Regions from separate parts of the Homo sapiens genome. Here all the other regions are linked to region 2. The links are chromatin contacts, found by Hi-C or POLR2A ChIA-PET in ENCODE. All regions are on one chromosome and are shown on one strand. The core of a region is the stretch at or near the end of the contact, and the rest is flanking DNA. Distances in the headings are between cores, read along the strand shown.

Evidence for each region. A loop is a pair of places that touch in the nucleus more often than their neighbours do. ChIA-PET counts read pairs that join two places held with the same protein, here RNA polymerase II (POLR2A). Pooled maps may share reads with other maps.
Region 1: a loop to region 2 is called in a pooled map, with 2.9 times the contacts of the local background. The contact joins the enhancer-like site here to the promoter of YY1AP1 in region 2. A Hi-C loop is called at or near these places in 1 of 50 pooled maps. POLR2A ChIA-PET finds 5 or more read pairs at or near these places in 3 of 52 experiments (H1, activated naive CD4-positive, alpha-beta T cell and common myeloid progenitor, CD34-positive).
Region 3: a pooled map shows a loop between it and region 2 (5-fold over the local background). The contact joins the promoter of GBA1 here to the promoter of YY1AP1 in region 2. A Hi-C loop is called at or near these places in 4 of 37 single-sample maps with no recorded cell type and 11 of 50 pooled maps. POLR2A ChIA-PET finds 5 or more read pairs at or near these places in 2 of 52 experiments (WTC11 and activated T-cell).

What each region holds. Positions count from the first base shown.
Region 1 is chr1:155,959,123-155,961,822 of GRCh38, forward strand. ARHGEF2 (Rho/Rac guanine nucleotide exchange factor 2) reads right to left here. Exons shown (of 22, transcript NM_001162383.2): 11 at 2,539-2,700. Among named protein-coding and RNA genes, the nearest start is that of MIR6738, 9.1 kb to the left of the region's middle. RefSeq lists an enhancer at 2,400-2,700. Within about 2 kb of position 1,334, at least 6 of the 41 ENCODE cell types and tissues checked have a DNase peak (open chromatin) inside an H3K27ac peak, as active enhancers do.
Region 2 is chr1:155,687,157-155,690,074 of GRCh38, forward strand. YY1AP1 (YY1 associated protein 1) reads right to left here and starts at 1,618. Exons shown (of 11, transcript NM_139119.3): 1 at 1,503-1,618; 2 at 915-1,045. It overlaps DAP3 (death associated protein 3), which reads left to right and starts at 1,935. Exons shown (of 13, transcript NM_004632.4): 1 at 1,935-2,018. It also overlaps the pseudogene LOC124904430. RefSeq lists enhancers at 1,024-1,658, 2,034-2,083 and a silencer at 1,494-1,543.
Region 3 is chr1:155,239,999-155,242,698 of GRCh38, forward strand. It overlaps GBA1 (glucosylceramidase beta 1), which reads right to left and starts at 1,251. Exons shown (of 11, transcript NM_000157.4): 1 at 1,088-1,251; 2 at 632-719; 3 at 1-79. The coding sequence starts at 1,114.

The sequences.
Region 1 (2,700 bases), core at 84-2,583, 270 kb after region 2:
TACATATTAACATAACTCGTGTATTTTTTTGGGTGACAGGGTCCAAGATTTTTGTGAGATTCATAAGGTTCCCCAGAGCAAGAGGGACCATACTTTTATTTTTTATTTATTTTTAATTTAATTTGATTCTATTATTATTTTTTTGAGACGGAGTCTCACTCTGTCGCCTAGGCTGGAGTGCAGTGGTGCCATCTTGGCTCACTGCAACTTCTGTCTCCCAGGAAAAAGCGATTCTCCTGCCTCAGCCTCCTGAGCAGCTGGGATTAAGGAGCACGCCACAACACCTGGCTAATTTTTTGCATTTTTGTAGAGACGGGGTTTCACCACGTTGGCCAGGCTGGTCTCTAACTCCTGACCTCAAGTAATCTGCCTGCCTTGGCCTGCCGAAGTGCTGGGATTACAGGCATCAGCCACTGCGCCTGGCCTATTTTTTATTTTTTGGGACCAAGTATCGCTCTGTCGCCCTGGCTGGAGGGCAGTGGTGTGATCTCTGCTCACTGTGACCTCTGCCTCCTGAGTTCAAGCGATTCTCATGCCTCAGCCTCCCAAGTAGCTGTGGCTACAGGTGAATGCTGCCATGCCTGGCTAATTTTTGTATTTTTAGTAGAGATGGGGTTTCACCATCTTGGCCAGGCTGGTCTCGAATTCCGGACCTCAGGCGATCTGCCTGCCTGATTCAGCCTCCCAAAGTGCTGAGATTATAGGGATGAGCCACCGTGCCCAGCCTGGACCACATTTTTTAGCCTTTAAATTCCATTTCTAATATCTAACTAAGGAAGACCTTTACGGCTATCTGACCTAAATTCTCCCTGTCCTGGCATATTCCCACTTCTAATTTTGAGCTTGGTAGGGAGGGAGAAAGTTTCCTTCCTCTCGCAGAGGACTGAAAGACCATCCCTCACCCACCCATCTCCTTCAACCCCAGCAGGCCCCTGCTTCAATTTCTTTCTCTGCTTCACACTCCAAGCTCTCAGATCCTATGGGGTCAGCACTCCAAGACTGAGGGAGGAAACAAAGATCAATTCCATAAAACTTGGATGTCACAATCAAGAAAACAGAGGGCGAGGCATAGTGGCTCACATTTACAATCCCAGCACTTTGGGAGGCTGAGGCAGGAGAATCACTTGAGGCCAGGAGTCTGAGCAAGACTAGCCTAGGCAACATAGCAAGATCTTATCTCTACAAAAAATTTAAAAATGTGCTGGGTGTGGTGGTGCAGGTCTGTAGTCCCAGTTACTCAGGAGTCTAAGGCAGAAGGATCACTTGAGCCCAGGAGTTTGAGTTACAGTGAGCTATGACTGCACCACTGCACCCCAGCCTGAGCAGCAAAGCGAGACCCTGTTTCTAAAAAAAAAAAAAAAGAGAGAGAAAACATACACTCCTCCTTTGCCCTTGGGGATTTTACTAAACTGTGGGCACACAGAAGGGGAGGGCTTTTGCTAAATGCTTCAGAAATAACACTCTCCAGCCTTGCTATTTTTAATCCCCCATGGTTTATATTCTTAGCTGCTGCGTGGGAGAGATGGGAAGGAGAGAAAGGGATAAAGGAAAGAGGCTGGTGAAGACTGACAATATCCAAACCCAGGGAGCAGGGATTTCATGACACAGGTACAGAGGCTCAGGCAGGCTTTGGCCTCAGGTATCACAGTTTCCTATTGTCCCTCACATCTCATCCCCAAAGCCAAGGCCTGCTATTCTCTTGCTTTGATTTAGGTGAGAAAGACTTTGCCAGTGCAGACAAATTCTGGAAAGAGAGCCTGGGAAAGTGTGCCCTGGCCCCTGATCTGCTCCCTCTGCCCTGCTGTCTCTTCTCCTCCCTGCCTGTCCTTCACCGGCTCAGTCCCCTCCTCTGGGCCTCCTCTGGCTGCGCTCCCCAAAGCTCTTGCTTACTCCCATCCCTGGTAGCTGGGATTCCAGCTGGGGGAATCAACTGATCCTGTCCTCCAGTCTGAGAGCTTCTTTGTCTTCCTCAGTAAAACTAGTAGCTCTCTAGGCATGCAAGGACCAAAGAAATTATAAAATACTGATAGGGAAGGCCCTGTATGGTCCATAAAGTTAACTGCAGAATTCAGGCTTTTCTGCCACAGAGATCCTATTTTTCTCTCCCACTGAGTCTCACTGTTGTATGGGCTGCATAAAGGGAGGTTGATTCTTTTTTTTTTTTTTTTTTGAGATGGAGTCTTGCTGTGTCACCCAGGCTAGAGTGCAGTGGTGCAATCTGGGCTCACTGCAAGCTCCGCCTCCTGGGTTCACGCCATTCTCCTGCCTCAGCCTCCTGAGTAGCTGGGACTATAGGCGCCCACCACCACGCCCGGCGAATTTTTTGTATTTTCAGTAGAGACAGGGTTTCACTGTGTTAGCCAGGATGGTCTCAATCTCCTGACCTCGTGATCCGCCCGCCTCGGCCTCCCTAAGTGCTGGGATTACAGGCGTTGAGCCACTGCACCCGGCCAAGAGAGGTTGATTCTAAGACCTGCAGGCATCTCCCACTCTCCATCTGACTTTGAATTCCTGCCTAGTCTGCCGAGCAGGTCTGACCTTTGAAGCGCCCCGTCGCTGTCTTCCAGAGCAGGCAGCCATCGTGGATGAGTTTGCGCCTCAGAAGTTCCTCTCGGCCAAAGGGGCCCTTGCCAGGCACTGGGGTTTGGGCCCGAGGGTCCATGCGGTTGTAGATCTCCTGCAGACGGGCCCCTTTCTCCA
Region 2 (2,918 bases), core at 368-2,867:
ACAAATAAGGCCACCCATTCTTTACAGCTTTGTAGCAATGATTCTGTTAAAGATATTTTGGCCCTTCACATTTACACAACTCACTCTAACCAAAGGCACAAACTATTCTTAAGACCACAACTGGCTATGCCAAGTTTCTCCCCTCCCTGACCTCACAGACACATGCTGTACAGAACACTACCATTGCCGCTCTTTCCCAACAAGTAACTAGGGGCTCCCAATCCCTAAAATACACACACATATCAACCTGCAAGGAACCTCCCAACATTTATTCAAGAAATAAGCTAACTTATAAGGGGAACTCCATTACACTTACACAAATAAAGGCAAACTCTTACGGAAACACTTGCCATCCTCACATACACACACCAACACAGCCGCTACACACCAACAGACCATCTGTCTGCTAGACCAAAAACATCTCTTTCCATGTACAAACTAACCAGTGACATTTATTAAACGTACAACACTGAGATCATCCTGTCGTTCCCACATACCGTTCAACGCGGCAGGGACACCACAGACCTTGTCACACAGGTAAAATCCCCTCTCAAGATCGTGTCCTCGACCACTCTTATCCCTTAATTAAACACACACAAACTGGACTATGGGGGAGGCTCCGATCATGCCTACAAACACAAACTAACCTGTCAGGGGCACAGCCGACTCCGCCTCCACTCGCTTACTTCCCAGCCCCCTCCGGGAGTCTGCCTGTCAGGGACACCCCTTCACCCCGCCTGGAGGGACTTCCCGGTAGGCTCAGGATCCCCCTCCCTGCTCTCCCCTCCCCCATCTTCACCACTGCTCTCCCAGAGGTCCAGGTCCGGGAGATGACAGTGGCTCCCAGAAAGCCCAGGATTCAATCGCTGAGAGAGTGCTTAGGCCCGAATGCCGGCCCAAATCGTTCTACTCACCGTGTCGGAGGCCGAGAGCGATGAGAGTACAGGGAAGTGAGGAAGAGGGGGTGGCCGCCAGGCTCCTCCGCTTCCCTGGGTCCACCGCGGATCCCTCCCGCTTGTCAGGAGGCGGCCAGCGGGTAAGCCGACTGGCGGAAATGCGAGAGAGGAGAAGGGAAAGGTGGAGGGCTAAAGGGGCAAACTGAGAGGAGGCGGATCCCGCAACCGACACTGGGATCGTTTCCCCTCGCAAAGCGAACCCAAAATGGCGGCGGCAGCGGCGGCAGCAGAGTGGCCGCGGCAGCTCCTCCAGAGGGAGGGAGCTAAGGGCGCCTAGCGACACCCCCAACCTCCCACTCCTCCCTCCTCGCGTTCTTCCCCACGGTCCCCCGCTTCGCCCGACTCCGGCCATGTAGCGCGCACGTCAGCCCGCACGCGTACGAGTGTCTACGGGCTCGTCGCTGGCTGCTCCCACCAACCACCACCTTCGGCCGTCCTGCGAGCCAGCCATCCCGTACGCGCTCACCCACGGGAACCTCCTCGCCCAGTTCTCCACTCCCCCTCAGACCCTGTCAAGCCGGCTCCAGCGCAGGCCCTCACGCGTACCTTCAGCGGCGCGAGCCCAAGCCTTCTCCACCTCCTCTTCTCTCCTCCCCCTCCCTCCCCGCCCGCACGGCCACCAACCGCCGCCAAAGCAGCCGCCGCCAGCACCCCCACCCTACACTCCTCGCGCGTGCGCCTCCCACAGTCCCCACCGCGGGACTGTTCCATTCCTGGCGGCTGCAGGGGCAGGAGAGGAAGGGACCGGCAAAGCGAGTCTGGCTTGCCGTTTGACTGGAATTGCCAGGGTGGCCGGCCGAGTCCCATGACAACCTACCTCCCTGGGTTCGTCGCCGCGGCGCTGCGGCTCGCCTCCTCCTCCATGGGACCGCGGCGAGGGGATCGAGGGCGGCCTAGCGCCCCTCTGCCGGCCGGTGGTTGGAGGCCGCGGCGGCTGCGCGTTGAGTCGTTTCCTGCCGGATGACCCGACCCTTTTTTGCAGTCTCAGGACGGGCGCTTTGGAGCCGGCCCCAGGCAGCGTGTGTCGGTCGCCTAGTCTGGAGAACTAGTCCTCGACTCACGGTGAGGGAATGGACCGACACGGGTATTGTACCGCTGAGGGAAAGGAGCGGGACTCCGGACCTCCAGGAGGTAGGGAGTGAGGCCGGTAGACCGGCGCGCCTCCGGGGGGGATTCCTCCCGGGCGTTGAGTTGCCAACCTGGGACCCGAGGAAGTTCGGCGTGGTGGTGTGCTTTTTGTTGTTGTTAACCCTCCTCGGATTTCTCGAATTTCACACCACTGTCCATATGCGATGATGTTTGTTTGCCCTTGACGCACTTACTCATGGATGGTACTTCAGCCTCGTTAGACAGCCTGGTGATGGAGGATGAAGAAACCATGTGCTTCTCATTCAGTTCTGGACTCAGTTTCCCTTGTCTTCAGCAAGTTATTTTTGTTAGTTCCTTATCAAAAAGTGTACATAAAAATTAGGCAACTCCAAACATGCCTCCAGGGTTGGTGTGTGAAATAATAAGATAGGGCTGGGCGCGGTGGCTCACGCCTGTAATCCCAGCACTTTGGGAGGCCGAGGCAGGTGGATGACAAGGTGAAGAGATCGAGACAATCCTGGCCAACATGGTGAAACCCCGTCTCTACTAAAAATACAAATATTAGCCGGCCGTGGTGGCGGGCGCCTGTAGCCCCAGCTACTCGGGAGGCTGAGGCAGGAGAATTGCTTGAACCCGGGCGGCGGAAGTTGCAGTGAGCCGAGATCGCGCCACTGCACTCCAGCCTGGCGACAAAGCGAGACTCCGTCACACACACACACACACACACGAAATAATAATATATGTAAAGTGGAATTAGCTCCTAGGCATAGGGAAGGTGCAGAGTATTGCCGTGTTGTCATTTACAGTTCTGTTGATGTCGATAACGTTTGTGGGTGTAATGGGTAGTGTTCTGTCCCTCCAAGTCGTTAATAA
Region 3 (2,700 bases), core at 1-2,500, 450 kb before region 2:
AAGGAGTCACAGTATGTGGCATTGCAGACACACACCACCGAGCTGTAGCCGAAGCTTTTAGGGATGCAGGGGCGGGCACCTGGGAGGGAGGGAGTACAAGCAGAGTGAGGTCTGATGAAGACATGGAGAATGGACACATCTGCTAGGAGAGACTGAACACGGTTTCAAAATTCCTCACCCCTTGGCCGGGCGCAGGGGCTCACACCTGTAATCCTAGCACTTTAGGAGGCCGAGGTGGGCGGATCACCTGAGGTGAGGAGTTTGAGACCTGCCTTGCCAGCATGGTGAAACCCCGTCTCTACTAAAAATACAAAAATTAGCTGGGCGTAGTGGTGGCCGCCTGTAATCCCAGCTACCTGGGAAGCTGAAGCAAGAGAATCGCTTGAATCTGGGAGGCAGAGGTTGGAATGAGCCAAAATTGCACCACTGCACTCCAGCCCAGGCAACAGAGTAAGACTCTGTTTCAAAAGAAAAAAAACAAAATCCTCACCCCAAAGTTGGTCTCAGTCACTCAAAAGGATTTATTGAGCACCTACTAAAAGTCTACCACCAGCTTACTGGAAGGCTACCAAAGGACTATGAGGCAGAAGGGAGGCTCTGTGCTACCTCCCCACTGCCTTGACTCACTCACCTGATGCCCACGACACTGCCTGAAGTAGAAGCAATCCTGTGAGGCTGCCAGCCATGATGCTTACCCTACTCAAAGGCTTGGGACATTCCTGAGGACAGAATGAGGAATGACTGAAAAGCAAGCCCCTCTCCACCCCTCAACTACTCTCCTGGGCAGGGCTTAGCTGCCTTTGGGTGCCCATGGCCCGGTCTCCCACATTCATTAGGACAAGGCCCACAGAAACCTGGGTGCAGCTCTCCCTGCAACCCTTCTGATGACAACTCTCTGCCCACCCCAAATCAGGATGCTCCCCACCACTCTTCCCACCCATTTCAACTTCGACCCCTCCCTCCATCTGTGCCTTGCTCAAAGAGCCATGATGGCCCTGGATTCAAAGAGAGTCTGTCATTCATTAAATTCCAGTGCCAGGATTCCAGAAGCACTGTGACAATGCTGATTGGGAGCTCTCTCTCTTACCTCTCTGGAAGGACTTGAAAACTCCATCCCCTCAGGGTCATTAGATGAAGAGAAGACCACAGGGGTTCCAGAGTCTCTGAAGGATAGAGGATCCACTAAACAAAAACAAGGATGCAGGTACCTGCCTTAGCTATAGGCACTAGGTTAGCCCTGCAAGTAATTCCGGCTTCCCGATGTGGATGGGTCATGTGATGACTAGGAGCGTCACATGACACAGGAAGTGAGGCAATCACAGCCATATTTCTAAAGGGCAATTGGCTTCCTCTCATCTGTTACAGATTATATGCCCTATAAAACTCTGGAGGGCATGTATGGGTGACAACTTTAGGAAGAGCCTAGAACACAGATTTGCATGGAGAATGGGGTAGAGGCTCCTAAATCCCAGAGGATGGGAACCACAGCAGGCACACTTCTTTTTTGATAGAAATGTCAAAAAGGTACAAATAAAGCTGATATAATTTAAAAAAAAAAACTTCACTGTGCAAAATACTGACACTACCAAGATGTTTAAGACAGTCTTTGCCCTATAGAGGTGTGTGAGGCATGGAAGTCAGACACACAGATATTTACAGATAAAGACAGAAACGGTAACAGGTGTGCATGGAGAGCTCTCTGAGATGAGGAGGGACCATTCGTGGGTGGGGAATTATCCAGGATGGCTTCACAGAGGAAAAAGTGAGGGGGGTTATTAGCCAGTGAAGTGCAGGGCACAAGAGGGTGGGACACTGGCAGTGGGATGACAGGACTGGAGGGAGGGAGTGGTCAGTGCGGCTCCTCTGCAGCGTCCCTTGTTTCATCATCAGATGCAGATGGTAATAACTGTTCTTCCTTCCTCACAAGACAGGGAGGTTTGTAAAGTCGTTCAAAAACCAAAGTGTTGTACAAAGCCATATCCTCAGTGGACACAAGGAGGAAGCTGTCCATGGTGTGGCCTCATGAACCACATCAAATGAGATTTAGCGGGAGTGGCACACACAGTCATGACCTGACTAATCCCAGCTCTCAGCCCATTTCCTTGCCTGGAAAATGGAGGCAATGCCACAACCTCAAAGGGTGGTTACTGCAGTCAGTGAGGTAAGTGCAGTGCCTGACCACTTGGTAGGCACCTGGGAACTACTTGTCTCTTGTTTGTATTTTTTGTTGTTGTTGTTTTTTGAGACAGAGTCTCACTCTGTTGCCCAGGCTGGAGTGCAGTGGCGTGATCTTGGCTCACTGCAACCTCCACCTCCTGGGTTCGAGTGATTCTCCTGCCTCAGCCTCCCAAGTAGCTGGGATTACAGGTGCCCTCCAACATGCTCAGCTAATTTTTTTATTTTTAGTAGAGATGGGGTTTCACTATGTTGGCCAGGCTGGTCTGAAACTCTGGACCTCAGGTGATCTGCTGCCTTGGTATCCGAAAGTGCTGGGATTACAGGCATGAGCCACTGCGCTGGACCCCAGCCATCCTTTTTGTTCTTTAAATGATCTCAGTGAAGTCTTTCTAGATACACTCCAAGCAAAATTGATCATTTCTTCTTCTAGGTTCCTCCAGTAATTTTTTTTTTTTTGGTTTTGAGACAGAGTCTTGCCCTGTTGCCCAGGCTGGAGTGCAGTGTGATCTCGGCTCAAGCAAT